2 separate regions of the Mus musculus genome follow, and region 1 is linked to region 2. A link is a loop called in an ENCODE intact Hi-C map of the cell type or tissue named here. Cell type or tissue: gastrocnemius. All regions are shown on one strand. Links, peaks and the distances in the headings refer to the core of each region. The heading gives the core; the rest is flanking DNA. Region 1 overlaps Gm26851 (predicted gene, 26851). Region 2 has its middle 65 kb from the start of Tnmd.

Evidence for each region. Peaks named below come from ENCODE experiments on the same cell type or tissue, not always from the same donor. Only the 100,000 strongest peaks of a DNase experiment are listed, where the experiment ranks them.
Region 1: it touches region 2 in a loop (2.5-fold over the local background); 2 of 42 quality-filtered maps call a loop at or near these places.

Annotation. Positions count from the first base shown.
Region 1 is chrX:133,702,100-133,718,109 of GRCm38, reverse strand. It overlaps Gm26851 (predicted gene, 26851), which reads right to left. Exons shown (of 4, transcript NR_153117.1): 3 at 14,400-14,586; 4 at 10,848-11,367. Among named protein-coding and RNA genes, the nearest start is that of Pcdh19, 21 kb to the right of the region's middle. In gastrocnemius, for the core only: no CTCF peak of the experiment used is centred there; a DNase peak (open chromatin) is centred at 7,264.
Region 2 is chrX:133,778,499-133,794,508 of GRCm38, reverse strand. No RefSeq gene overlaps it. Among named protein-coding and RNA genes, the nearest start is that of Tnmd, 65 kb to the left of the region's middle. In gastrocnemius, for the core only: a CTCF peak has its summit at 7,207; no DNase peak of the experiment used is centred there.

The sequences.
Region 1 (16,010 bases), core at 6,017-8,516, 77 kb after region 2:
ACTAACCCATCCCTCAAGCTCCCCCTTTTAATTTTTTTTACATTTAATTTAATTTTTATTTTATGTGTATATTATTTGTGCATGTTAGTGTTTGTCTGCATGTGTGTGTGTGCATGTGCAGCATGTGCATGCAGTGCCCATGGAAGCCAGAAGAAGCCATTTGATCCCCTGGCACTGAAGTTACTGATTTATGAACTGCCACCTGGGTGCTGGGAAAATGAATTCTTAACTGCTGAGCCATCATCTCTCCAATCCTATATATTGTTGTTATTTTATTTAATATGTATAAATGTTTTGCCTGCATACATGTGTGTGAACTGTGTACATGTCAGGGGTTCCTGGTGACCAGAAAGGGGTGGCATATACCATGGAATTGGAGTTTTGGAAAGTTATGAACTGCTGTATGGATGCTGGGAACCCAGCCCTTATCTGCCAGAGCAGCAAGGACTCTTAAGCATTGAATCATCTCTCCAGACCCTTGTGGAACTTTAATAGGTACTGGCACTCCTTACAATTACCAAGAATGTGAAAACAATTAGGATAAACAATACAAAATAGTAATGATTCCTAAGGTTGTGTTATCTGCAAGATGTTCATTTAAGTTTCATATAAGGCATTGTTAGCTATTAGATGATAGCACTTCCTGTATATAAAATGACATCTGTAAATTATCATGTACCAGACCATTTGAGATGCAGTGTTCTTCTGAGAGTTCAATTGAAAAGCTGTAAAAATACTTAGCCCAGAACCTGACATATCATAGGTCCTCAATTAATGGCTATTATCAAATAAGCCATTATTTCTACTTTCCACTATTGCTCAGTACTGAATTGAGTGCAGAGAGAGACAACTATTTTTAAAAGGAAAATTAATAACTACAATTGATATATAAAGTAGTCATATTTAATTGTAATTAGAACACGTTGGTGAATGAATACTGGGCTTTATGTCTAAAGTTTTAGTCTTCTAATATCCTCATTGGCATCTTAGTCACATGACTTGGAAAAAGGGTAATTTCCCTGCTTTTGGTCCCTGTCTTATCCCTATTCTAATTGCTCATTGTGCTTGGTTCAATTCTTTGGACAGAGTGAACACTCAATAAGTTTGTAACAAAGGAGATGTCAATTCATTTGTGTAAAGGTTCATTTAAAATTTTTAATTATTTATTTTGTATTTATTTCTTAGTGTAGGCTTGTTTGTATTTGTGGCATACATATGTATTTATGCATGTACATAGGCCAACCAGAGTTCAACTCCTCCACAGCAATCTACCTTACTTTGTGAGACAGAGTCTGTTACTGAACCTATAGTTTGCTATTTCAGCTGGACTAGCAGGACAGTAAGACCCTAGGATCTGTTTGTCTCTGCAGACTCCACCCACCCTCCCCTATCTACATCCTGGCATTATAGAAACTTGCTACCATGCCCAGGCTTTTACATTGGTGCTGGGGATCTTATGTCAGGTCCTCTTGCTTGCCCAGCAGATACTTTATCCACTGAGCCTTTTAATAGATCAAATTCCAAGATACAGCAACAGCTCATATGTGCTTTCCTATTATTCTACAAAGGGGACATTGAGTCTGTGGGCTATGGAGATCTGATGACAGGACTTCATAGCACTGTGATAGGTTCAGTATCTGCTATATGTTAAGCATTGAATATGTAGTTGAAAATAAAGAATGGTTATTGAAGTAATGTGTCCTTCACCCTTCCTACTAGATTCTTCTCCTTGGCATCGATTTCTTAGCAGGTAAGTCCACATCCTTTCTTTGTTTTTTAAGTGCTTAGAGCCAAAGGCATTGCTGAGAGGCTCCTTTAGGCAATGGCATCCCAGTTGAATGCCATTAAGCAAGTGTCTCAATAGAAGCAATTTGGCCTTTGGGTCATCTGATGCCTCGTTTTCTGATGACTGTTCTGCCCAAGGCAGCAAGAAACAGCAGCCCCTTATCCTTAGCTGAGTGGGCTTTTGTGCCTCTGGGTAGAGCATAGAGCAGGGAGGAGCCACACGTCCATCTCTGGAGAGCATAGTCTCTGAGGGTGAAATTGAGAACTTTTCTTGCACTAACAGGGGAACCTGCTTAACAGTGTTAGGTCTGCAGTTTGGGAACTATACATAGAATTTAGGTCTCTTCATGTGAAAAAAAAAAACCCAAACAAACAGAGCCCATTTGTTTTCAGGGTAACTGTGTGTTAGTAGCCTGGGTAAGGAGGAGGCAATTCTGTTTTAAGGATGCTAGACATGATTTAAAGGATTTTCTATTGCTTATAATAGGTTCTCATTTTTGCTAATTGAATTTATTTGCTTTTGTAGCTAGTGTGCAAGCTCCTGTTTGGGAGTGGTGTGTGTCTGTGTGTGTGTGTGTGTGTGTGTGTGTGACCTTTTTAACTTTGTAGCACTTTAATGCAAACGAAATTTGAAGGGGGGAAGGCAGCAAGCAAAACCAACCTAACGACAATGAAATCATTTTCTAAATATGTTTACAATCAAATATCTCCCTCGATAATTTGATTTGTAGGAAATGGCAGAGTGCAGCATTTTATAAGAAGCTTTTCAATAATTCATCCTCATCTCATTGATGTGCAGGCCTTTGGCTAGGTTGGTGAGTGCAATAGGTGCTCTGGCACGGGGGAGAAATTTATTTGAGCCTTGAAATCAATAGATTCCCCTGTCTGAGGCACCCATCTAATGCTGCTCTGCCCTATGACTAGATGGTTTTCAACTTTATTAGACTCCTGGGTACCTTTTTCCAGGCTACTATGGGGGCATTTGAAAATTGTGCCTTTTCTTCATTTAGTTTTCTTGGGATGTTACATTTGTTTAGTCCTTCTGAGGTCCAAAAGAACACATTCTGCTGTAGAAATGTCTGAAAAGTGACAAACGAATAAACTTTGGGGGTCACGAGGAAATGGGGGGAACCCTGGAAAGTGGCTGCTTCAGGAACGCCCTCTATCAGTTTAAAAAAAAAAAAGTGTACTGGTTGGTCACAGAGTAAAGAAAAATTTAAACCATAGCTATTTATGGGACTGAGAAACACTTGAGAATTCCCAAGCTGGAACCAGTGTTGGTACATCTCTGGGAGTTAAAGGCAGCATGGACTCCATAGGTCATTCCAGGCAAGCCAAAGCTATATAGCAAGACCATGTCTCAAAAGTGAAAAAACAAATGGTGTTTTCTTTGGGATCTTGTACTCTGGTCATGGTTCCTCACAGAGATTCCCCCCCCATTTTTTATTAGATATTTTCTTTATTTACATTTAAAGTTTTATCCCCTTTCCTAATTTCCCCTCTGAAAGCCCCTGTACCTCATCCCCCCCCCCCGCCGCCTCATTAACCCACTCACTCCTGCTTCACTGTATTGGAATTCCCGTACACTGGGGCATTGAGCCTTCACAAGGCCAAGGACCTCTCCTCTCATTGATGCCTGACAATGCCATCCTCTGCAACATATGCGGCTGGAGCCATGAGTACCTCCTTGTGTACTCTTTGGTTGGTGGTTTAGTCCCTGGGAGCTCCGGGGGTTAGTTCATATTGCTGTTCCTCCTATGGGGTTGCAAACCCCTTCAAGCTCCTTAGATCCTTCCTCTAGCTCCTCCATTGGGGACCCTGTGCTCAGTCCAATGGATGATTGTGAGCCTCCACTTCCCTCACAGAGCTTCTGGAAGATGGCTTATCTCTTGTTCTTACATAGAAATGGGTGAAATGTTTTCCAAGTTAGTGCCTGAAGGGGGAGGAGAAAGGACAGAAGGAAGATATGGGGAGAATATGACCTGGCATATGCCATGATTCCCAGAGTCTTCAGGCAGAAGTGTGCTAAGGCTTCGACACTCCGAGATGCCAGACAGTGCTTGCATCCTTTGCAATAATAGACAGGAGACATGAAGTTTGCTATTGTGCTGCTGCTGCTCTGAAACTTCGTGAAGTCATTGATCCAACTTCAATGAACCATAATACTATTGATTTGGTGTCAGATTGCTGGTAGATACTTGAGTGACAGCCGGAGTAGATGTGATGTTACATTTAAATTGTCCTTTTGTTTGCTTTCTAGCTGTCAAAACCCCTTGATAGAATGTGCACTGCCAAGTGCCTGTACAGTCCTTATTAGAGTTCAAGTGCCAAGAGCATGTCATGCATCATTAAACAAAATGGTACCCTGTGGCCAAATTCTATTGGTTAAAATGTACAATATTTGGTGAGCCTGGTTTTCTCTGAGTAGTATCTTACATTGGTTCGGTTTGAAGTGACCCACTCTTTAGTCTTTTGTCTTAGCAATAACTAGGACTCAAGTAATCTCAGCTGCATTCTTGGTTATGCTGGAACTCAGTTAAACTTTTACTGGGCAAGAAAATCTATCTGCTTGAAAATAATCTTGGACTAAAGAAATGGTGGAAGAGTCAGCAAAACAAGTCTGACACTTTTCTCCCAGGTTATAGAGACAAAATACAACTCATATTGGCCAAGATTTGTGAACTATTACCCTAGTAAGAACACTAAGTAAGAAAGAGAGAGACAGGGGAACATTCTTTGATGGGTTTAAGTTGGTCAATATTTTCATTTGGTGCTTGTGCATTGACCCAGAAGATGACAGACACTGTGCTTAGGTCTGGAGATGTAGGAGTGAACTGCATCATTTATGTTGCCTGTATTCAAAACAGTGTAGAGATGGATGTAGTGGCTACTCCTTTAAGACCAGCACCTGGGAGACAGAGGAAGGCAAGACCTCTGTGAGTTCAAGGCCAGCGTATTTGATACATTGAGTTCTATACTACCCAGAGATACATGTGACACCCTGTCTCAAAATCCCCAAACAAAAGCAAAAATAATAAACAAAAAATAAATAAATTTAAAGATGTAGTTTAGAAAGAACAGAAAGACCAAATAATTCCAACGAAGAACCTTAGAGGTGCTAATAGATAAAGGGAAGCAGTGTAATGCATTGGGAAGGACATAGCTTATGGAGTTGGTGGACTTGCAATTGAGTTGAAATTAGCTGTTAAATTTATCTCTCTCCTCTGTAAATAGTGATATTAATAGCATGTAACTCAAAGGGTTATTGTTTGGGTGAAATAAGATTGAGATCCTAGCTCAGTGCCTGGCACTAGTTGGTACTTAGTTATAGTAATAAAGGCTGGCATAGTGCTGGTACAGGAAAGCCCACTGACACATGTACAAAGGGTGATTAACAACACTGAAGATTTATTAGCCATTAGGAGACTGCAGCAGTAATAGGAGTGAAAAATGATGGCCTTCAAGTGGGGATGAAGAGGTGGGGACAGAGGCTTATGTTAGAACAGTAAAATAGATAGAGATGGGAATAAGGAAAATCTGAAGCTCCACGTTTCTTACTATGATAAGTCAACAGCTAATGGGACTTCTCAGGAATTAAGGAGCAAGAGAAAGTGATTTGGAATAAGTTACATGTGAAATATCTGTGGGACATTGAAGACTGTATGAGATATACAATAAACATGAAATTGGATATATGACAACACAGCTGAGTAGAGAATTAGGCCTAAAGATACATTCTTTAAATGCATTAGTAAAATGATTGAAATTCAGGCAATTAAATATCTTACCCTATTTCTCATGATTCTGGGGGCGCTAGCACATTTGGTGTCTGCTGAGGGCCTATTTCTCATCAGTGTATCCTCAAAGGGTGGAATGTACAAGCAGGTTTCCTTGAATTCCCTTTATAGAGACACTAATCCCATTTATTAAGACTCTACCTCTGCTTCCTCGGCACCTCCTAAAATCCTTGCTAGTTAATGTTGTCACACATGGGGGCAATGCTTTAATATAGGAATTTTGAGGCAAGTACAAACATCCAGACTCTAGTACTTATGGAGAAAGAATGGAGTGAGAAGACAGCCAAACTTGAATCATGGAAGCACAGTTTGCCAGTCTTCTCTTGCAATCAAGACTCTTCCCGTTTTCCAAGGAGATTTACAGGGCCAATTATACTTTTGGTAGAAGTTTTCTGTTGGCTAAACTGATCTTTAAGTGTCCTGTGAAATGAGTAGGTAGCTGGCATTCCAATATGTCTGTATTTTTTTTTAAACAGATGGGAACACAGAAGTACAGTGAACTATTATGGAATTGTTAAAGTCACACAGCTGGTACCAAGCTCAGAACTCCTTGCACACCTGCCTATGTCAATTCCTTCTGCAGGATCCCTTTTGAAATGGAGCTGGTTAGTCCTTTCAGTCTGATTATGGCATTGTGAAACACACATGCCTTGATCTCCATGCCTATAATGGAATGAATTGTTATTTGGGGCTGCTCATGTTGGGAGGGAAGGGCAAAAGGTAGGGGATGGAAGAGCTCTATTTTTTTTTTTTTTAGCATGAATTGTATCTGTAGACAGAGCATACAAAAAGAAATCTGTGGGAGATGATGACACTGTGCTGCCGGAAGGCAAAGAAAGAGGAGTCGAAGAGAGAAGAGCTCAAAAGAAGTGGACATGATGTCAGTATGAAAAGGCACTGAGGAAAATACTGCTCAAAGCCCCCAGCATGAGCTGAGACTCCTAGTGGGCAAGCGAAACAGAGGAGGAGGAGTTTTGTGATCATGCGTGTGCTCAGCCAGTGGCTTGTTTATTTCCTTTCATTTTTTTTTTTCCTTCTGAGATTTGTTAATGAAGGCCCAGCAGCAGGAGATGTGCAGTCCATTTAGGAATGACAAGGACCACTAATCCAGGATTTACCTGTGCTGGCTGGAGGTGAAAGCCCCTGCTACTAAATTATTATTATTATTTCAAGTGAATGCCTTGATTCAAGTATGGATGAGTTGTCTGGCTGGGCCAACTCTGGAGCTAATACTTCAATCCATGGCCGTGGAAGAAAAATCCTGAACTGGATTTTCACATTTGTCGAACATGGAGACAGGCAAGAAACTGGAGTAAAAATTGAAGCCTCTGTTTGTTTAAGGAGGCATGTAGAATTTCAATGAACTTCGTTGAAATGTGACCCCCTAATCACATCGTGAGGTTGAATACGATTTGTGCTGGCAGTTCTCAGGGAGTGAACTTTAACCTGTTTGGCATTAGCCTACATAGGACTCATGCCCTACCGATTTTGTACTTTTCCCATCATCTCTAGTGAATCAAGAAAGCTCAACTCTGAGCAACAGGAGGTTAAATACTGGTTGATGGGAATGTTTGTTTGCTTGGTTTCTCTGCTAATCTGAATGCTGGGAGCAGGTGCCTGTCTGGCAGTTCTGAAGCCTTGGACCATCTCATAACAGCTAAGTCACGAGCCTCCAACCCACAGCCTCTCCACAGGATCTTTCTGCTTGGCAGACCTGCCATGGCCTGATAATCAGGGCTCACCAGCTAGCATCTGCTCTCTGGAAACTAGTCTGAGAGTCTTATGTCAGTTCCCCAACTAACCTGCTGCAAATAGACAACTCGCCTTCTGACAGGGTCAGTGAGAATGGTAATGGGACTGTAGAGATAATTATTCAACTCTAAACCTACAAATTTTATATTTTCTTCCTCCAACATCTTTGGACCCAGTCATATCTGCATCATGGTCAGATTGGCATTTAAAGGTGCTAAGCACTAAATCTAATTCCAAAAAAGAAGGCATACTAAACTGTAAGACAAGAGTAGAAGGCTCAAAAATCTGAGTTTGCTTTTAAAATAGCAAATATGAAATTAACATTTTTGGCATATTCAGATAATTCATACATGCTTCCAGATTGGCTGTAACTATAGCAAGATGGGGGAGGGGAGATGCTACTTTTGTACAAAGGCTATCTAAATTACCTATGTAAGAGATTCTGTATTCCAGAGCTCATAACTACCTTCTCCAACATAATTTAGAGACTATATCGAACAAATATCCCCCATCTCAATGTTCCAGTTTAACCCTAGTCAAATAAATAAGAGAGTCTGACTACCTTATTCAAGGTAGCTGCATCCTTTTTGGAAGGAACTAATGAAATCCCAATTGCAAAGACTGATCCAAATCCACTAAGCTACTTGGTTCCCTTTCAATGCTTAAGTAGTGAAATCAGTCTGATTAACTAAAGAAATTGACTATTCTGATATCCCCCCAAGTTATCAGATTTACATATTTCCTTAAAAGTGTGGCTTGGCCAGCCAGAATCCTGACAGAGAAAAAGTAGATGATCCTCAGGCCCCATCCCATTCTAAGGAGTTATTGGCAGTGGATAGTTGCTGTAGGAGGTAGAATAGATGGTTCTTTATTGAGGATATGGCCACTAATAGGTTTCCCATGCTCCAGTAAATGGCTCCACACCCATGCACAAACATGGACAGTATTAATTGGGCTTGGTTATATAAAAAAGATGTGAAGATGGGAGGGAGCATATATTGGGGAAAATAAAGTGGCAGATAAAGGACAAAAATGAGGATCATATTTCATTTTATATGTATACTAAATCCTCAAAAATAGTGAAAAAAAATTAAAAATGAGGTAGGGTTTTGATGCCCAGCTGTTGTTTGGAGAAACTTCTACTAGAATTTTTGCTTGCCTGCCTAATGTTCATAGGAAACAATCCTACTAATTTGAGTGAAGCCTTTACTTAAGTGTAGGTGTTTGAGGCTGAAAGAGAGGATAGATTTTTGCAGGCTTGTAGTATGGCAAATCAATCTGTCATTAAGGACACAGAGGGAACAGGGGAAACTATTCAAGGATTCACCCAAAGGGGAATTTCTTGATTTGTTTTTTGTGCTGTATGTCTCTTCATTTTAGTGTAGAGAAAAGTAATGTTGATGGGATGTACACTTCTTCCCACATGAGCACATGGGACATGAACAAGTCTCACTGAAATAAGTAGAAAGAATGCCTCCAACAAAAGGAAAGTATAACAAAGAACATTGCATTTATTCCACTTAACCTTAAAGCTCATTGTTGATTAGTTCAAAATAATGAGAAACTTATCGGTGAACTTTCCTATATGTATGATCCAGGGGAGTTGAACAGTACACTGTTCAGTTTTTAAATGAGTCTGGAATGTACAGGCTGCCATTTGAAATGTCCAGAGACTAATCTTTCAGTAGCTTTGGTTTTATTTCTCTCTGTTCTATAGAGGCTTTGAAGGGGAGGGCACTTGGATGATTTGGATGAATAGTTTCCCCTGTTTCCCTCAATCTCTAGGTTTCATTATTGTGGTTTGGTAAGGTCATTTCTAGGATAGCAATTTTGTTTCACAAGTGATTATTTCCAAAACATGTTTACATTAAATTATGTAGAATATATGTCATTGTTTTATGGACACCTACCTGTAGTTTTTGTCGCATGCAATGTTTTTGCTTCTTTTCAACTGCCCCTCATAGAGCAAGCAACCAACCCTAAACCAAAAATTGGACTTGAATTTTTAATAATACCTATTATTTCTATTTTATGTATATGGATTTTGCTTGCATATATACATGTTTATCATGTGTTCATGCATGTGAGTTTGTGTCTGATGCCTGTGGAGGACATCACATCCCCTAAAACTGGAGTTACAGACAGCTGTGAGAAGACATATGGATACTGGGAACCCAAACATGGTCCCCTTCAAGAGCAATAAGTACTACTCTTAAAAACTAAGCCATTTTTTTCTAGCCCCATTGGCTTTTATTTTAGAGGGAGAAAATAAAATGCTTCTCTACTTTTCAAACAGCTTCTAGGATTCTACATATGGGTGTACAATTTCATAGGCAACTTTCATTGTTTTTTCCCAAAGGTATGGGCATAGCCAAAGATATGGCTGTCAATTTATTGATAAGGAAGTTGAATCATATCTTCTGCTATAAAAATCCATACCTACTCAGAATCTGTGAATTAAGCGTTATCAGGAGATGACATCTTTGCACATGCAACTAAGTTGACTAAAGTCAAATATTAGATTAGGATAGACCCTACAGGCAACGACAGTGTTATTATAAGGAAAAGGAGTTTTGGAGACACAAAGAAAGCCTGTGATGGAAAGAAATTCATGTGATGACTGAGTCAGAGACTGGAGTGATTTAGCTACAAGAATGCCATTAAGGACTATGGGAAGTACCAGAGGTTAAGAGAGAAACATGGAGCAGGCTCTTCTCCAGAACCTTCAGAGGGAGCATGGCTTTTACAATTTGATTATAGATTTCTAGCTTACAAATTTATGAGATAATTTTGTTGTTTTGAATTACCCAGTCTGCAATAATTGGTATGCCCTGTGAAGCTACTTCATCAATACTGCACATATAGTATATTCATGACTTAAGCTTGTCATTGTCTGAACACTTTGTGTAGTCTTTGTCCTCCAAGATAATCTAATGCTTTTCTTCATATCTGCTTATTCTCAGAAGTGAAAAAAATTAATCATTATTCTTAGTATTTATAGTATTTTGTGTTTTTAGGCTCCGGTAATTGTGACAGGATGGAATGTTAAGAGGTAAGCAGTGGAAAACTCCCGTAGATGCTGTTGAGAGGGAAATTTTGCTGTATCAAGCATTCTATGGCAAGAGCAATCTATGGCAAGTGAAGAACATTCTTCTTCTTTGACTTCCCCCACTGAGACTGCCTCTAACAGAGCAGTAATGAACAGTAGCTATCTCTGCTGGCAACCTATGATACAATTATGATAATGATGATGACAAACATTTATTAAGCACCCACAGTGCAAGGCATTACTTATTCAAAATACACGGACAACTCAATCCCCACTGTCACAGTATTTATACTAGTACTGGCACAGAAAAGGAGTTGGCAGTTTATGGCCTGTTCATGTTTCAAACTGATCTGCTTAAACCACAAACCTAGATACTTCTAACTTTATTCCACAAACTATTATGTATCAGTATATCATGATTATAATTTGCTTAGAAAGTGTAAAAAATATGGATTGAAATATTTGGATATACCATAATATGTTGAGGTCACAATTTATTTACTAATAATGAAACTGAAGCAGAGAAAGATTATAGACATTCTCAGTGTGGTGGGTTGAACGGTGACCCTCTTGTGATTATGTCCACCCAAAACCTTCAGATTTGATCTTAACTGGAAATAGGAACTTTGCAAATATATATCATACAAGGTCTGTTGTTCTGAATTACTACAGTTGTAAATTTTCTGTAACAATTCCATGAAGTAGTTTTGATGTTTAAAAATGCCACTGATAATCTTACAACCATATACCTGCTAGGAATAGTGGCACATGTCTAGAATCACAGCTCCTTGGGAAGTTGAAGCAGGAGAATCATGCATTTGAGACCCACTCTGCCTCTGGGTTACATGGATAGACACTGCCTCAAAACAGCACAAGCAACTTCTAATCCACAACACTCAGGAAGTGGAGGCAAGGAGATCAGGAATTGAAGATTATCCTCTACTACATAGTGAATTCCACGCCAGTTTCACTGTCTCCAAAAAGCTAAAAGGAAACAAAAAAAGATCTCTGAAGTGTAATAAATATATTTGGCTATGTTGTGGTTTGAATGAAAATGGCTCGCATAAATTCATATATATGAATACTTGGAACTGTTTCAGAAGGATTAGGAGATGTGGTCTTATTGGAGGAGTTATGTCAATAGGGATGGTCTTTGAGGTCTCAAAAAGCTTCTAGTTTTCCCTCTTCCTCTTCCTCCTATTTCTCTCTCTCTCTCTCTTTCTCTCTCTCTCTCTCTCTCTCTCTCTCTCTATATATATATATATATATATATGTGTGTGTGTGTGTGTGTGTGTGTGTGTTATGTACTTATGTATAAAATGTAAGCTCTCAGCTACTTCTCCAGTGACATATTTGCCTGCCTGTAGTCATGTTCCCTGCCATGATGTTTCATGGACTCACCAACTAAAACTGTACATCCCATTAAATTCTGTCTTCTACAAGTTGCCTTGATCATGGTGTCACTTCATATCAATAGAAAAAGTAATTAAGGCAGTCTAATAGAAGACAATATCCAAAATTTCAATTGATTTTTGTCTGGCAATATGTCAAATGTTTTCTATGTATAGCCTAATTTAATTCTACAATACCTTTATGAAGTAGATATTATTATTACTTTAGAGAAGAAGGAATGGAGACAGAAATATTAAGTAGCTTACCTAAGGTAGTGTTGCTTGTCACTTAAACAAGATATCTCTACCTCAATGTATATTATCAATCTTTAAAGTTTCATTTCAGTCCTAAGTGTTGAATCATCATATTATATTGTTATAATGAGTCAAGTTCTCCTACCTTGGTGGTTTAGTATTTTTGAAGCACAGTTCAGGGGCTAAAAGTATTATCTAAAACTATACTTAACTAACACTATTAAATGAATAATAGTGTTCTTTGATTAAACAAACTCGAAATCATTAAAAATGTTATTCAGCTATGAGTGGCTTATAATGATCCACTTTATTAAAATTGGTGGCTTCTAGAAGAACAAATATTCTGTTGTGGGAGTCTAAAGTATTTTGATAGGAGAGAGGTCTAGACATTCATGAAGATTAGTGATCATTAGTGTCTTTGTTTGAAATAAGTGTCTTAAACAATGGAGATTTATTTCTCTCAGTTTTGGAGCCTAGAAAATATTAACAGGTAGGTTCAAATTTTTAAAATTGTGACATGACATTATCATTTGAGAACCATGAAATAGAATTACTAAACTATTTGTAAAATTCCTGTTTATTTTTAAGTGTTCGTGTCTTTTTTTTAAAGCTTATGGTATTATATTGGGCTACGTTCATAGTTATCTAGAGATGCACATGCATAGATGGCCAAGGACTGAAGATTGGACATGGCTGTGAGGTATCTGTAAGGCTCTGGAATATTTCATGGCCTGAAGGTGTCATGTTCTTAGTTAGCATGGGGCTAGCTTCTTGTTAAGTCTCAGGAGAGAATGAGATCAAACCTCTCATAAGGGCACTAACTTTATCACTAAGGCTCTATTTTCATGACCTAAGTTCATCTAAAAGTCCCCACCTCCAAATAATTACTTTAAGATTATTCTTTCAGTTTTCCAGTGGGGGAAACCTTTTTGAAGAAGAAGATCACAAAGGAGCAGGTCAACTCCACTTTTGGTCCTTTTAGTGACAAAAAAGCATTCTGAGACCTTCTTAGTGCAGATTCCAGCTACAGAATGACTGTCTAGAACACCCCTCCTGGTGGAGCTAGTCAACAACTGGGGGTATAAGCTTGATGGAGGCTCAGGTATAGCCCCAAGTATAATTGACTTAGACAGATAATGTGATTTCACACTGCTCCAACGATCCCAGGCATTTGTAAAGGCTGAGCTGCTCTAAGGCTTAGCCCATAGTCTCTACTAGAAATAGAGCTGAGCTAGGGCTGGGGACATGGCAATAGGGACTGTCCTCATTTTTCTCCCCAGAGCCAGTCATCCACAGACAGAATGCTAGGTTTAGTCTCTCATCTGAACAAAAAATCTTTTTATTTAAAAGCTTGCTGATTTGTGGGAGGGATACTGTATTACAGAATGGGGTTTGGTTTCTCAGGTACTGAATACAATGTACAAGTTGGCAGTAATGAGTCCTTAAGCAGGCTTTTTTGTACTCTTTACCAGTTATAAAGCTCTACTGTGATTAATAAAACTGTGCATTAGTAACCTAGGTCTGACCAATGCTAGGAAATGGATAGTCTAGTGTCTCAGTGACAGTTCATCTCTTATTGTTAACTTCTTGTCTGAAAACATGTAGAAATCAAAGGAGATTAAGAAACTCTGTGATAATTATTTCCAGAACCCATAGTCAGTGAACTTTGTAAAACCTAGGTTGTATAGATGAAGTTGGCTTTCATCTTCCTGTCATTTTCCTGTGCTGATGGCCTTGCTACATACGTTCATGTGTGTTGTCTACTCTCCTAGCAACTGGTTTAGGGCAACTATAGTCTTTCTTCATAGAAGAATTTAGTTACCAGTTATGGTAGAAGATAAAAAAATGTATTTCGTTGTTTAGTCTGCTATGGTCTTCAGGATCAGGAAAATCATGATTCCCAATTATAGATAACTGACTCCTGGAGCAAGATGGAAAGGAAATTTATTTTAAGCAAGTTGTCCTAGTATGACAAAATATCTGGCCCAGGGCAATTTAGAAATATTAGAAATAGAAATATATCTCTCAGTCTGTCCACTGGGAAGTTCAAGACCAAGGTGTGATAGGTTCACTATCTGTTGAAGGTTACTTTCTGCTTCATAGATAATACTATGCTACTTTTCTTTCAGTGGAGACAAAGGTTGTCAAACCATATAGCTGAAAGGATGGGTAGGCAAAGTTAATTTTTAAAAGATTCATTTTTCTATAAATTTGCTGTTCACATTTGTGATACTTTTGTTCTTGTCAATTAAATCACTTTCCAAAGACCCAGCTAATTCTTCTGACATGTAAATTTTGAGGGACATATATATTCAAACAATGGCAGAATTGTAGAAAGGAGTGATCTTCTGAATTTTGGAGTTGGCTCACCTGTCAACAGTAAAACAAATGTGTGTGTAGCACCAAGATGTTATCATTTTCTAGATCCATTCTTCAATCAAGCATTGTTTGCGTTCACATGGAAGACTGATTGTCAGTGTTGGTCGTTTGGTTTCTTTTAGACATATATTTAATTTTCATTATGCCAAGGTAAGCCTTAAAGTGAGATAAGGCAGGCCTGGAACAAAACATATATCTGATGGAGTCATAAAATCTGACACAGGTAGAAATTGTGGAAGTCCACAGAAGAATTCTATTCAAGGCAGGACCCTCAGTTCCCAATACTATGTAAATCCTTGTGATATATGGTTTTTATAGATATACTGTTGTAGTTCCCAGAGTTACTCATTTCTCTTTGTTACCACTAGGCCTTATACTAATCTATGTCTCATGATTTTTTCCCTTATTTTGTATAACCCTCTAAGTATTCTCATTTTTTTTCTCTAAAACCTTCCTAGTCTAATCTCCAGCAAACATTCTGAAGAAAATGAAGTTTGTTTGATAGGTCATCTCTTGGCATTTATAAATGCTTATCCATGCAGCCAGCCTTAGACGGTCTGTAGATCCATTATTAAATGTTATCTTCTCAGAGAGGCCTTTCCTGATCATGTGCCCTATAATTCATTTCCACAACCTCATTCTTGGTGTAACAGATAAGAAAGCCTGCTCTAGAACCACATATCATTTCTCTGGCTTTGGTTAGCATTAAGCTATGCTCCTCAAAACAAGTTACTTGGACCTTCTACATCTCAATTTCTTTACCTGTCTAATTTACATATCAATATGCTTTTCAGAGTATTATCCTGAGGAATGAAGTGTAAGAAGCAATCAGGACAGTAGCTGACAGGTATCTTTTCCCTCTCCCTTATCCCCTACCTTCTTCCCCTCTCCATCATCATCATCACCACCACCACAACCACCACCACCACCATTATCATTATTTGTGTCTAGTCTGTGGCTTTCATGTACTTATTAGAACTTGAAATTTCTGTAGGTTTGTCTGTTGTTTCTGTCTTTCCTTTACTGTTCTGAATGGTCATTATAACAGAAATCCTAGTTGCTTTGGTCATTTTTTCCCACAGTGGTTAGCACACAGTAAGAAGTCAATGAACACTCACTGCCAAATAAATGAATGATCCCTGAAGGAAATTTTCTGACACATTTTACATATTATAAAATCTTGGTTCTCCAGCTCTTAGTACCATAAAAATCTCCCTCATTCAAAATGACCTCCAGATGTCAACTCAATGAACACTTTACTTCAAGGAAGGTTTGCTATAAACAAAATGCCAGGGCAATCCTCCCAAGTCTTCTGCGTCCTTTTTTCACTTCCAGATTTGCCTGTCCCGGCCAATTTCTGCTAAGTCTACTAATGTGACTCACCTCTAGGCCCAGGCAGTCAATCATCAAACCCATATCTAAGGCAGGATGATTGAAGACCTAGTCTACAGTACAAAATTATGAACTACCCGATATATTAGCTCATTTAAATGTGATGTATAAACTGCTAAGGCTCTTACCTTAGTGTGAATTTTATAGTAGATCATAGTATAACCTCCAATTCCTACCAAATTTCTATGAGTCATTCTTCTGTTGACGTAC
Region 2 (16,010 bases), core at 5,843-8,342:
ATTGTGCTACAGCCCCGGGCCACACATCCCTTTTCCCTTTTCTCTCTTTCCTTCCTCCCTCCCCTCTCTCTTTTGAGACAGAGTCTCTATACATATCCCTAGTTGCCCTGGAACTCACTATGTATCTTGTCTAGCCTTGAACTCACAGAGATTTGGTTGCTTTTGCATCCTGAAGGCTGGCTTCAAAAGTGTGAACCACCACTATGCCTGGCTCATCCTTTTTTCATAATCACACTATAATCCTGATTGAAGAAAAGATGTTTATTATTCAATCTCTCACAGTATGGAAGAGAAGAGTATGACAGGAAACAAGATGGGGACCTAAAACAGAGAAGGGTTGGAGGAAGGACTGGAGTAATGATGTAATTGTATTTCAATTTTTAAACTGCAAAAAAGAGCAAGTAGGACAAGAAGAAATACAAATGTACAATTTAAAGAGAAAAGGAGCACCAGGAAGTTTAACATTGTAACCATGACATGTGCTGAAAGGCATAAGGAGATTATTGCCTTTAAGAAGAGGCCTCCTCCCATAGGGTTGCAGATCCCCTCAGTTCCTCGGGTACTCTCTCTAGCTCCTCCATTGGGGGCCCTGTGATCCATCCAATAGCTGACTGTGAGCATCCACTTCTGTGTTTGCCAGGCCCCAGCATAGTCTCACAAGAGACAGCTATATCAGAGTCCTTTCATCAAAATCCTGCTAGTGTATGCAATGGTGTCAGCATTTGGATGCTGATTATGGGATGGATCCCTGGGTATGGCAGTCTCTAGATGGTCCATCCTTTTATCTCAGCTCCAAACTGTGTCTCTGTAACTCCTTCCATGGATGCTTTGTTCCCAATTCCAAGAAGGGGCAAAGTGTCCACACTTTGGTCTTCGTTCTTCCTGAGGTTCATGTGCTTTGCAAATTGTATGTTGTATCATGGGTATTCTAAGTTTCTGGGCTAATTATCCACTTGTCAGTGAGTACATATCATGTGAGTTCTTTTGTGATTGGGTTACCTCACTCAGGATGATGCCCTCCAGGTCCATCCATTTGCCTAGGAATTTCATAAATTCATTATTTTTAATAGCTGAGTAGTACTCCATTGTGTAAATGTACCGCATTTTCTGTATCCATTCCTCTGTTGAGCATCTGGATTCTTTCCAGCTTCTGGCTTTATGGGTGGAACAACAATATGAACTAACCAGTACCCTCTAGAGCTCGTGTCTCTAGCTGCATATGTTATCAGAAGATGGCCTAGTCGGCCATCAGTGGAAAGAGAGGCCCATTGGTCGTGCAAACTTTATCTGCCTCAGTACAGGGGAACGCCAGGGCCAAGAAGTAGCAGTGGGTGGGTGGGGGAGTGGGGGGAGCGTGGGGGGGACTTTTGGGATAGCATTGGAAATGTAAATTAAATAAATACCTAATAAAAAAAAGATGTTTCTCAACCAAAGAGTGGATAAAGAAAATGTGATACACAATAAAGTACTAATCCGCTGTTAAAGGTAATGCTGCATAATTTGCTGGTAAATGAATGAAACTAGAAAAATCATCCAGAGTGAGGTAACCCAGACACAGAAAGACAAATGTGGTATGTATATACTTATAAGTGGATATTAGCTATTAAGTACAGGATAACCATGCTAGAATTTACATACCCAGAGAAGCTAAGTAACAAAGAAGACTCAAGGGAGTGGTCAACACAAGGATCTTCCAGGGAAGGGGAAATAGAATAGATTTTGTGTGGACTGGGAGTGGGAACCAGAAGGAACAGGTTTTGGGGATGGAGGCAGAGAATACTGGGAGAGACAACTGGAATTGGGCATTTTTGGCGTGAGGTGGAAACCTAGTGCAATGGAAACTCCATGAAATCTATGAGGGTGAGACTAGAGAAGACTCTTGGTATTAGGGGACACCGAGTCTGAACTGGCCATTCTCTGTAACCAGGCAAGGCCTCAAGTGGAGGGATTGGGTCATCAACCCAACCACTAAATCTCTGACCTGCAGTTTGCCTTGCTGCAGGATATGCTGGGACCAGAACCTAGCATAATAGTCATTAGAGACCAGAGAGACTTCATCCAGCAACTGATGGGAGCAGATGCAGAGTCCTACATGCAAACATTAGGTAGAGCTTAAGGAGTCCTGCAGAGGAAGGGTTGGAAGTCTTAGAGGGGCTAGAGGGATCAAGACCACTACAAGAATACTGCCCACCAAATCATCTGACTAGGGCTCAAGTGTGCTCACAGAGATCAGGGAGTCTGTATGGGTCTAACCTACGTCCTCTGCATATATGCTATGATTGTGTAGCTTAGCGTTCTTGTGGGAGCAGGGACTGTCTCTGACTCTGCCTGTCTTTGAGAACCTTTACCTCCTACTGAGCTGCCTCGACTAGTCTTGATGTGAAAATATGTGCCTATTCTTATTGTAGCTTCTTGTTTGGTTGACGTACCTGGAAGGACTGCTCTTGTCTGAAGGAAAGTGAAAAGTGAGTGGATCCAGTGGAATGAGGAGGTGGTGGGGGGAGGAAGGGGAAGAGGGAAACTGCAGTTGAGATGAATATGAGAGAAGAATTAATAAAAAGGAAAAGGAAGAGGCCTCCTACTAGACACTGGCATAAAAAAGGGTACCCTCAGGACAAGACCCCATTTAACTAAGTTTTCAACTTGTGAAAGAGAGATTGAGGCTTTTTCAGCCTCTATAAAGCAACTGAGCAAAAGATCTGCTGATGATGCAATTCAAGAGGGCCAGGGTCTATTCCAAGATGATAGACAAACTTGGCATGTTATCCTCATTGTCCTAGCTTTAAAAGAATGAAGGGTGTAAAAGTAAAAGTGATGGTGTCAATTTTTCTATCTTCCTCCCTCCCTCCCTCCCTCCCTCCCTCCCTCCCTCCCTCCCTCCCTCCCTCCCTCCCTCCCTCCCCCCTCTCTCTCTTTCTCTCTCTCTCTCTTTCTTTCTTTCTTTCTTTCTTTCTTTCTTTCTTTCTTTCTTTCTTTCTTTCTTTCTTTCTTTCTTTCTCTCATATATAGAGACTGCTGTCAGGATATATCATATCCTGACTGCTGTTTTCCCTCCTTCCTCTCCTCTAAGTACCTCCCCTCTACCTTCCTTCACTCCCAAATCTACTCTTCCTCAGCTTCCCTTCAGAAAAGGGCTAGCCTCCCATGGATACCAACCAAATATGGCATATCAAATTGCCTTAAAGCTAGACACATTTCCTCATATTAAGGCTGGATGACACAACCAAGTAGTAGGAGGAAAAGGGTTCAAAAAGCAGGCAAAAGTATCAGAGACACCCCATTCTCAATGTTAGGTGTTCCACCAAGCTACACAGCTCTAACATATATGCAGAGGGTCTATCTCAGACCCAGGTAGGTTCCCTTATTGTCTATTCGGTCCCTGGGAGTCCCAGATTAGTTGATCCTGTGGGTTTTCTTGTGCTCTCCTTGACCCATCTGGTTCCTACAATCCTTCCTCTCTCGCTTCCACAGGATTCCATGAATTTGGTTTAAAGTTTGGCTGTGAGTCTCTGCATCTGTTTCCATCATTTGATGGATGGAGCCTCACTGATGACGATTATGCTAAGCTGCAGTCTATGAGTATGGCAGAATGTCATTAGAAATAATTTCATTGACTCTATCTATCTATCTATCTATCTTTCTATCTATCTTTCTATCTATCTATCTATCTATCTATCTATCTATCTATCTATCTATCTATCTATCTATCTATGCAGTGGTGTTTGGTTCTATATAGGTCTCTGATTATCCATCTTCTGCTTCCAGACCATCCAGGTAGGCATGGGATCCGTCTTGTGGCATGGGCCCCAAGCTTTCCTAGTCATCCCTTGACCACTCCTATAAGGTTTGCTTCTCCTTTACCCCACCAGGACAAATTGTAGGTAGAAGGGTTTGTGGCTGGGTTGATATTCCTGCCCCACCCCTGGAAGCCTTGCCTGATTACAGAAGATGATTGGTTCAGGTAGTGTATCCCCCAATACACTGTCTTCACTAGGGTCACCCTTGTAGTTTCCAGGGACTTTCTATTACACTAGATTTTTATCTCCTCCATGAAATGTCCCCTAATTCCAGTTATCTCTCCTAGTACTCTGTCTTCACCTCTCTTCCTGATTTCTCCTGTCCCATGCCCACCTGCCCCCAGTCCACCCATGAAATCTCTACTATTTCCCTTCCTAGGGAGGTCCATGCCCTGCCCCACCCCCAAACTTGAGCCCTCCTTGTTACTTAGCCTCTCTGGGTCTGGGTTACCTCCCTCTGGGTAATTTTCTCAAGTTCCATTCATTTTCCAACAAATTTCATGATATCAGTGGCTTTAAAAAAAGATTTATGTATATAGTTGGTTCTATGTATATAGGTGTTTTGCCTGCATGTATGTCTGGGTAAGGTTGCCAGATCCTCTGGAACTGGAGTTACAGACAGTTATGAGCTGACATGTGGGTGCTAGGAATAGAACTCTGGTCGTCTGGAAGAGCAGCCAGCGCTCTTAACTGCTGATCCATCTCTCCATTGATTTTAGTAGCTGAGTAATAAATACTCTATTGTATAAATGTATCACAGTTTCTTTATCCATGGATCATTTTTTTTTTTAAGTTTTCAGAGAGCTGCTGAGACCAGGTAGCACTCAGAAGGGAACCCTTTCTATGAAGGCTTTGAGAGGGTTAGAGGTTATGAGAGACCATTATGTAAAGTTGTGACTATGAAACCTGGATTGCACAGGAGATCCCAAGATATTGGAGATGCCAGGATCCTGAATCATTTGCCAAGAATGGCAGAATATAGGAAATGGGACCAGGTCCAAGAGAGAAATGTATATTACAGGCAGCAAAAATGGAGGGACAGTAACACCCATCCTAATCCTCTGATACTGAATGTGGAGCTATGAGATTTTTTATGTGTCCTGCTGTGTTCTAGTCTTGTATTGGTTCAGTATTTCCTCACTATACCCCCATTTCTCCTTTCTGGATTGGTAATTTATATTTTATACCATTGTGTATTAGAAGTATGTAATTTGCTTTTCAGTTCTACAAAGGGTTACAATTAAGAGATTGTCTTGATTATCAGAAGAGATTCTGTACTTTTTTGTTAAGGTTCAATTTGATTTATTTCTGAATAGTTATATTTTAATTAAAATACAGTTACTTCAGTTTCCTTCATTCTCTTTCTTTCTTCCAACTCCTCCACCCCCTCCACTCCTTAAATATCCGGCCTTCTTTACTTTTTAAAAAGTTACATGCATGTGTGTAGCATAGGCATGGATAAACATATGAATATAACCTCATCAGTTGGTTCAGTACTGCTTAAATATACATGATTTCAGGGCTTGACGTTTTATATATATTTGATAAGCAATTAAAGGGTTCCTTGCTAGTAGAAGTCTACTTTTCCCACTCTCAGTATCCTTTAGTTGTCTATAGGTTTGTGTTCTGTTTTGATTTGTTTGTTTTTGTGTAGAAGTGGGAATTTTCATGAGATTTCTCCCTTCCATGGACGCATGCCTATTGGTGCGGTCTTTATTCAGGCCTTGTCTATGTAGTCATGCTATTGAGATATCATGGATATCATTCCCAGTTTGCTCTCTACTTCCTGTTTATGGTTTGTGATTTGAACCTTCAAGTCTCAGCTTCCAGATTCACTTGCCTTGCCTGTACTTACTGATGCCATACTTACTGATGGTAATGGCGACAGAGTCATCCCTCTGGAATCATAAGCTCAGATAAATCCTTCTTTCTATAAATTGCCTTGGTCATGGTGTTTTATTGCAGCAATAGAAAAGTAACTACTACATCCCCCTCAATGTTCTTTTAATATTGTTAAAGTCAAATAGACTCTCTTATGTCATTTCCTTAGCTCTTGTAAAGGTGTTTTCCATATATGAACAGATGTTCACATTCAGGAGTCTATCAATGGAGAATCTTACACGAACTCCATATGTCTTTGCCCACCTTTTGTTTAATTGAGAAATAGAAATGGTCATACTTTCATTAACACTACATTTGTTTAACTAAGATGTAGGCAATAAACATTACTAAAAGTTTTGGGTTTTATTTTTAATATTGAATGGAAAGAGAATAAAATATCTTAACTATTTATTTCACCAGTTTGATTATTTAACATGAATTATGCATAAGAGGAGTTTTATTTAAGAAATGGTTGTAGTTATAGAATAATTGTCTCTATATGATATAGCCATATATATCATATATATAGTAGATGTAACAAATGTCTCCAACCTTTTTATTTCTCCTGGGTTTTTTTGTTTGTTTGTTTGTTTTGTTTTGGTTAAACAATATGTGTGTTACCTTTTTAATTTAAGCAAATTTTCCTCTTTCTTTTCTTTTCTTTTTTTCTTTTTTCTTTTTTTTTTCCAGAGCTAGTTTATGGCTAGACCAAAGTAGACTCCCACTGTCTTTATCCACTTCCTTTGTCTTATAGTTCTGGAAAGACATGCTTAGATGTACAGAAGAGTTAAATGAAGGCAAGAGAGCAGAGGGCTTCAAGAGGGTGCTGTAAAAAATGCTCTTTATTCTCAGGAAATGCATGCCAGAGACCTTAAGGACAATGAAATGATATCTGCAACCTAGACAATGCATGGTGAAGCAGCTAGAGTATGTCAGGATGATTGAAGAAAGGTAGCAGAAAGAGGGAGGGTGAGTAGGAGGTTGTAATGGAAAGGCAAAAAATGTGGTGAGTCTCAGTGAACAGGTATATTGCTGCTTTTTATAGTATTCTTTCAACTTCTTTTTTTTGGTAAATTTACAATGAAAAAGTGGAAAACAGAAAATAATGTGAAGGGTAACTGCCTTATAACTGGTTCAGATGCACCTTGGGGAGAGGCTGATGGGATGTATATTGGGTGATACAGTGAAGTCTTAATAAAATAATGGCTTTGGAAGGGTTAGGGAAGAAAGAGGAAAAAAATGGACTGCACAAGGTGGGAACATGAGCAAGAGGTGAGACAGTGGAATCAATTATACAGACTGAGCAACAGTGAAAATAGACAAGAATTTGACTGATACAAATAGAATTTAAAATGTTGTTATTGATATTTGCCTAGTCATGGATGCCCACTAAAGTGAAATTAGTGTTTGCCCTTCCATTTTCCCTCCACACACATGCCTGTTCAGATGTGTAAAATAGAGACTTAGGAAACCAATAAATTATATAAAGAATAAAATGCACAATGCTACCATCTAGAGTATCCACTGAAAATTACAGCCACTATTGACAATTCAGGAGACTTGTTCAGAAATTGTGGATTCTGGATCTATTTGTTTTGTGTTAGGAGCAATTAGAAAGATATGCGAATTTTTTTTTTTACTATAGTTTAGCATGTGAGGACACATATTTTGATTTCTAAGTGAAAGATTTCAAATGACAAAGTTCTAATGTTTGATCACAATAAAAGTCTCGTTTTCCTTCCTACAGGGTTACAAACCCCTTCAGCTCCTTGGGTCCTTTCTCTAGCTCCTCTGTTGGGATCTCCATGCTCAGTCCAATGGTTGGCTATGAGCATCAACCTCTGTATTTGTCAGGCTCTGGCAGGACCTCTCAGGAGACAGCTCTAACAGGCCTTCATCAGCAAGCACTTATTGTCATCTGCAATAGTGTCTGGGTTTGATGTCTGGAGATGGGATGGATCTCTAGGTGGGGCAGTCTCTGGATAGCCTTTCCTTCAGTTTCTGCTCCACTCTTTGTTCCCGCATTTCCTTTTGACAGGAGCAATCCTGGGTTAATATTTTTGAGATGGATGGGTGACCCCATCCCTCAACTGGGGGCTGTACCTATCCACTGGATATGGTCTCTATAGGTTCTCTCTCCCCTTTGTTGGGTATTTCAGCTAGTGTCCTCCAACCAGACTCCCAAAGCTCCCAGGGACTAAACCACCAACCGAAGAGTACACAGTGGATACCCATGGCTCCAGCTGCATATGTAGCAGAGGATTCATTGCCTTATCTGGCATCACTGGGAGAGGAGACCCTTGGTCCTGTGGAGGCTTGATGACCCAGGGTAGGGGAATGCTAGGGTGTTGAGGTAGGAGTGGGTCGGCATATGGGGGAGCACACTAATAGAGGCAGGGGGAGGAGATAGGGGTTTTGTACAGGGGAAACTGGGAAAGGGTATAACATTTGAAATATAAATAAATAAAATAACCAATAAAAATGGGAGAAAAAAACTAAAAAAAAAAAAGTCTCATTTTCCTGAACATCCTGTGGAGAGTAACTGAAGTATTTAGAAGAGAGCTTAGACATCTCAGTAAAATCCAGTTGTTGTGTTTAGTTTGGGGAGTAAGTGGGGTTTTTTGTTTGTTTTATTTATTTTTTCTTCAGAAAAACACCACTGGTTTCCATTTTCCGGAGAGTCACTGTAAACAGGATAATGGTAAAGGAGAAGCAGAAAATCAAAGTTCCAGACAGAGGGAATATTGAGAACAAAGGTAGACCACATGGAGCACATGTGGAAAACAGGCGTCAGCCTGGTGTGTTAGTATTTATTTATTTATTTATTTATTTATTTATTTATTTATTTGCTGTCACGGATATCTGACCAGATCAAGTTAGGAGGAAATTTTTATTTTAGATCATAGTTTCAGAGATTTCAATTTGTGGTTACCTGGCTATGGGCCTGAGACAATTCATGTCAGTAGGCCATGGTAGAGAAAAATTGGCTTAATTCATTATTGCAGGCAGAAGGAGGAGGAAGACAGATCAATATACCCTTCACAGGCAGACTATCTCAAACAAGATTCCATCTTTCATAATCTCCCCTGGACATTAAATAAAATCCCTCATGACTCACTTTCCTCTCAGTTAAATTGGTTCCAATAACAAGACACAAGCTTTTCATATGCATGCTTTTGTTCATAGAGTATGTGATGGGTACATATTGTTTATGTGTGGTATGAGCACTTGAATATGCTCATTGTGTATGCCCATGTGTGTATATGCCAAACCCAGAGCAAGACGTCCAGTATCTTCCTCAATCACTCTGTACCTTATTCCTGTGAGACAAGGTCTCTCACTGAACTGGAAGATAGCTATTTCAGCTAGAATGGTAAGCCATGAATTCTCAAAATCAGGTTATCTCTATGCCCACAATTCTGGGATTCTGTCTGTCACTACCCTCAGGGCTGAGTTGCAGTCATGCATAGCTATGCACAGCTTTTCAAAATGTGGATGTTGGGGGTTTGAACTCAGGTTTTTATGCTTGTAGTGCAATGACCCTTTTCTATTGAATCATCTCCTTAGCCAAAGGTATGAGTCTTTCGGGGAGCATTTTATATTCAAACCACAACATCTGTATAAACAGAGTATGAAATGCATTGTGGTAGCATCTACTCATCTCTCTTCTTTCCATCCCAAATTTTATCCTTGAGAGTAGAGATTCATTTTTGGTTTCCTTCTAAGGACCTAATATAATACTTGACAGAGTACACAACAGTCATTTGGCAGATTTTGTGTTATCAGCTGATCTCATTGCATTTCCTAAGTATATGGATGTCAGAAATAATCACAAGGGCAAATACTGGAGGTATGACTATAGTACTTGAAATTAGGCAAGTCTAACTCTCAGCTAATATCCAGAGCAAAACTTGCCAGACCTTAATAAGAATTAGCTGGGATTGTGTAAATACACAGATTCTGATTCACTGGTGTGAGGTGAAGCCTCTAATTCTACATTGCTAATAACTTCTCTGCTCATGGTGATTATTACTAGTCTACAGAATTACATATGGTGCAGCAAGGACTTAGAGGGTCCTGACTCCCTTCTTAAACTTTTTAGACTTCCAAAATGTAGGTGACTGAGCATAGGTATCGCTGATGAGAAAGTTCAGCTTAAGATACCTGACAAAAACTGCAGTGGCACATTCACACTGATGACACTCAACTTAATTGATAGAAACATTATTTTTCTCATAAGTGGTTTCTAGTCTTGGTTGAAAGAATCAATCTTTACTCTCCACTATTGATTGTATACCTCCTTGTTTAACTCTATATCTATTTCCTTTTGTGTTTGTTAGGTGAACACCTCATATCAGCAAGAGTAAAATTTTAGTTATTGCTAATCTTAATATGATTCTTATTATAAGAATAATTATGATAATGACATAAATTGTGCTTTTCATTTATTAATACATTTCACTATTTTCTTGCTTTTTGAGCAAGATAATCTATACAACTTAAATAGTTTTCTATCACGTTGAAGGTGAAGATTGATAGAAAATAGCTTGATGATGATGATGATGAAGGAGGAAGAGAAGAAATTGCTGTAAATTTTGGATAAATCTGATAAATTGCAAAATGCTGCCCAGCCTTTCTTATCTGGAGAAGAGGAAAAAGTCTGGAGTATTGATGAAGTACATAATGTTGTTACTATGAGAGATGGTAGTCTTACAGGTAAGGTCACAAAACATTTACATCCAACAATGAAATATACTGTCTAGAATCTAGAAGAAAAACGACTGTCTGGGCCTTCTCCTGATCCTTGGCCTTGTCCCTGACCTTAGTGTTTAAGCCTCTTATCTGCCCAGATTCCCAGGATAAGTTTTCAAGATCCCGTCAACAACTTAACTTTGTCTACTTGTATTTGTTCTATATAGGTATGTCCTTTCATATGTATTGGTTAGGGAAGAATGTGTGTGTGTATGTGTGTGTGTGTATGTGTGTGTATGTGTGTGTATGTGTGTGTGTGTGTGTGTGTGTGTGTGTGTGTGTGTGTGTGTGTGTGTGTACGAGTTGAGTCTCTCTCTGGATATTCACATTAAAAATCAAGAACATGGAAAGAAGTGAGAGAAAATTTATTTTTGTACTTTTATCCATTTTATGCTCACGTACCATATAGTCTGGAGACATTAGTCTATTTTCTGGGCAGGGGGGAGTATTGTGCTCTTCACAAGAACCCGGTTGCTCTGTGACCTAGAATCAGGTCTGAAAGATGTCTAACAAAGCAGGGGCCATCTCATTCTTGGTTGTTTTTAAGAGATTTCAAATGAATGGTAATTACTATTCTTTTCTCTAGTTTTTTGGCTTTGCTTTCTTTGTCTCTAGATATACATATTCAGAAAATTATTATCATGGGGCAGGGCTACAGTAGCATTGAACTTGTGTAGCATGCATGAGGCAGGGGATTCAATCTTCAACAATGGGGAAAACATCAAAAAGAGTTAAATGTGACCAAAATTCAAATACTACAGAAGGGATTATCCATCATACCTTTAAATCTTACTTCCCCAAATCAGTTTTATTTAGTTGATTGGCATAAACTCAGAATTTTAATATGCATACTGAAATATGTATTTTATATATAATTTTTTTTGGTTTGCAAAAGTTAAATTACATCATATATATTTTCTTGTAACAATTACTTGTTGACCCATTTTTTAGTGTTGGTGTCTCTCACCAGACTAGATGCCTTTTCATATAAAAACGTATTCTTCTCATTTTATGTTTCTGTAGTATGCTATTGCCCACTGTATTTAACAACTCCATCATTAACAGGAATTTCTTTCATTCTAGTTTTTCTACAATATGTATGCTTGTGCAAGGTAAGCTTTTTGAAACAAGAAAAGAAATCCTAGAGACAAAATCTTAGGTAAGAATATTTGTACTTTTACATGCTAGATTTTGTCAAGTTTCATTTTATCATGGCTTTACGAAATTAAATTTCAGTGAATCAAGTTATATTTAAGAGATCTATTTCCTAGAATTCTTTCCAATACTGGTTGTTTCAGTCCTCTGACTTCTTTGTCAGTTAGAAGAATGGTCTTTGGGTGTTTTACTGTATGTATCATTCATAGCCAGGAAGGCTGGGTGTCTTTCCATACATTTTATAGCCCTTTGTGTTCTTCCTTATGAGGCACCTCTTTCTGTGAGATACTTCAGAGGGCAAAAAAAGCCAGTATTAGGGATAGATCTTCGTCTGCGAAAGACATTTTTCAACTATGCTTACTCAGGAAATAAAAAAAAAAACAGCTTACAACTTCCTTTTTTTGATATATGAATTGTATTTTTTATTAGATATTTTCTTCATTTACATTTCAAATGCTATCCCAAAAGTCCCCCATACCCTTCCCCCCCCCACTCCCCTACCCACCCACTCCCACTTCTTGGCCCTGGTGTTCCCCTGTACTGAGGCATATAAAGTTTGCGTGTCCAATGGGCCTCTCTTTCCAGTGATGGCCGACTGGGCCATCTTCTGATACATATGCAACTAGAGACATGAGCTCCGGGGGTACTGGTTAGTTCATATTGTTGTTCCACCTACAGGGTTGCAGATCCCTTTAGCTCCTTGGGTACTTTGTCTAGCTCCTCCATTGGGGGCCCTGTGATCCATCCAATAGCTGACTGTGAGCATCCACTTCTGTGTTTGCCAGGCACCGGCATAGCCTCTCAAGAAACAGCTATATCAGGGTCCTTTCAGCAAGATCTTGCTGGCGTATGCAATGGTGTCAGCGTTTGGAGGATGATTATGGAATGGATCCCCGGGTGTGGCAGTCTCTAGATGGTCCATCCTTTCGTCTCAGCTCCAAACTTTGTCTCTGTAACTCCTTCCATGGGTGTTTTGTTCCCAATTCTAAGAAGGGGCAAAGTGTCCACATAGCTTCTGGCTTACAACTTCTTTTGAGATACTATTCGCCCTTTCCCCCTTCTCTCTCCAAACTTTCCCATATGCCCCTTCTTTTAACTTCATGTCTTCTTTTGGCATTTGTGGAGGTTTTGTAAACACCAGAGCTGGAAGACTATAGTATAAGTCTAGAAGGAAGTCTGCTTCGTCAGAACTCACTAGCTGGTATTGCGTCACATATCTAGAGTCTGACACTGAGCAGGTTATTTCAGGCATGCTTTAGTACAGTAAAATTTGGATAAAAATTTTATGGTGTGACACAGTCCTTTGTGCACACTGCGATATAATTCAAACTGCATATCACTTATTTTGTGTATATGGATTCTATAAATAGGCTCCTTGTGTTATCTTAAAGGTGTAGGGGGTGGAATCTAATATGATCACAGTCATAGAGATAGCATCAAAGTCAACTGGGCTATCAACCACCTCCAGCCCAGTTTTGGGAGCCTGGGAGAGCCCCAGGCTATACAGATAGCACAGTGGTCACCTGGACTATTAGTCACCACTGGTTCTGGTTATGGGAACTTGGGGAAGCCAGGTATAGGTTGGCCTTACAGATAGCACAGGGTTCACCTACACTATCAGCCACTCCATTCCCAGCCTCCTATGTGGAAAACAGGTTATACACTGTTTTCCGGCATGTTTAACATTCCTGCTTTCTTGATCCTCCTGCCATTAAAAGGACCTTTGCATTCCTAGAATTCACTTATTATTATCACATACATTTAAACACTGGATGTTTTAGTCCATGTGATTTTAGTGCAATGTGCTGGTTAGTCCATGATGGATATAGAAAGACCAACTTCAAGGTCTGTTCCTGAGACACTGGGGCAATGGATCAGAGGAAAATGTAAGGGAATAAGGCTGTTGGGGGGAAGCTAGCAATATAATTGTAAACATGCATCCCTTTTATTATTCAAAAATATTTAATTAATCTTTTTGTGGACTTACACGTTGCTAGTCACGAAATATTTGGTATTGAACAAGGTCCTGATCTCTAAAGTATGACTGACTGATTTTGAATCTTTGGCCCATCTTGTAGAGCTGTGTGAAATTATGCAAGTATCTTAATGTCCCTTTACTTCAATGTATTCTGTTGTAATGATAGTATATGCCTGCTATTAATTGATCAGACTCAGCAAGATAATTAGAAACACAGTCTGCACACAAAGTATTTGTTCAAGAATTTTATTTCCAGTTTTTCACAAGTTAGTTGTTGTTTCCCAACCCAAGATCAACATGGGAGAAACCAGTTAAAAACAGCAGCAGCGACAGCAGCTTTACCTCCATCATCACTATTGTGAGAAACTCTAGAAAAAAAACTCTGAAACTGCTTTGAACGTGTTTGCATAGAAGGTAGGGAATTATCGATTGGAGCATAGATCCAAGTGTGGATTGTAGCTGAAATAAGCATCTAAGCTCTCTAGTCCTGTCTTTTTCTAGTATAGCCTTGAGATTTCTACTGCCTGTGAGATGTCATTCACTGTAGTAATCACATTACTCCAGGATTCCTATGCATGCAGAATTCATACATGCATAGCCTTCCCACATATCCTGCTGGGTGGGCAAATGATAAGGACAATGACTGATTAATCAGCTGCTGCCTAGTCTTTATCCTTGGTTCTCCCCATGTCTGACTTTTCTTTCTATTGCTTCAATAAGGGCTATGGTGAAAAGAAATTGCTAAAGGGATCTGCAACCCTATAGGTGGAACAACAATATGAACTAACCAGTACCCCCAGAGTTGTGTCTCTAGTTGCATATGTAGCAGAGGATGGCCTAGTCAGCCATCAATGGGAGGGGAGGACCTTGGTCTTGCAAAGATTATATGCCCCAGTACAGGGGAATGCCAGGGCCAGGAAGCAGGAGTGGGTGGGTTGGGGAGCAGGGTGAGGGGAGGGTATAGGGGACTTTCGGGATAGCATTTGAAATGTAAATGAAGAAAATATCTAATAAAAAAGGAAATGAATTGTTTGGAATACATTTGCTAGTCATGGTCTCTCATTGAAAGAATCCAAGGCAGGAACTCAAGGCAGAAAAGAGGAGGCAGGAATTTAAAATAGACACTATAGAGAAACACTGCATATTGGATTGCTTCCCATGGCTTGCTCAATCCATTTCTTATAGAAGTCAAGGCCACTACAAATAAAGCTGCTATGAATACTAAAGAGAGAGAGAGAGAGAGAGAGAGAGAGAGAGAGAGAGAGAGAGAGAGAGAGAAGCCCTAGCAATTAAGCCTTTTTCTTCTTAATTTCCTGCTACTGTCAGCAGGAGTTTATTACTAGAAACCAGTAGCATTTAGTTATAGAACAGTAAGAAACAGGGGATTATTAGCACAAAATAGTAAGAGAGAGTTACAAGGCCAGAGGTCATCAGTCTTTGACCTTTGTCTGATACTGTGTCCTGTGTCCTGCCTCCTACTGTTCATTGTAAAGGTCAGGGCAGGTCTCCAGCAATTAGTGTTTAAGTAATATTTATACCAATTGTGGAGAGCTTTGGGGGCAACTTGGCAGAAATCTGACATTGGACCAAGACAAGAAAGTGGGCTGCAGGCATGAATTTGACTTTTGACCATGACATGGAAGTATGTTCAGGCAGGAATCTAATTTTAGGCTAGAACAAAGAAGTAGGCTTCAGGCATGAATATGACTTTGGGCTAGAACAGGGAAGTAGGCTCAGACATCCTGGTCATCCTGATTAAGCCCTTAGAAACAGTGATCAGAGGAGTGATCAGGGAACTTTGTTTATTGTCTTGCTAGATCCTTGATTATTTGTGTTTATTGAATTGATTGTTCTTCAACCTAGAACGGACCTTATTTCTTTCATGTAAGTAAAATGGTATAAAAGCAGGTTGGAAAAAATAAACCTGCCTCAGCCTCAGAACTGGTTGGGCTTATGCTACAAAAATTTTTAAAAAATTAAAAAAATAAAAATAAAATAAGAAGTCAAGACTACCATTACAAGGATGGTGCAGCCCACAGTGAGCTAGACCCTGTTTTATCAGTCATTAAAAAAGAAAATGCCTCCACAGAGATATTAACAGGTTAATTTGATGGAAGCAATCCCTCAGGTGAGGGCCTCTCTTTCCAGATGACTCCAGTTTGTGTGAAGTTGACAATAAACTAATCAGCACACCTCCTTAAAACCCTTGGATCTCATCAATTACAACTTAATGTGACTGACAACTGTGACTACTTCCTGGCTTCCAGGAAATAACTGTGATATTTGGGGGATCTCCACTAGAAATATATAATTCCCAGACTCTCTTCTTTGATATGCATTATTAGATGTAGTAACTAATACCCCTGGAAAGCAAAAATTAGTGGACTTAGACTTCTAAGAAACATGAGTGAACTACTATGAAAGAACTACAAATAACTGGATGGTCT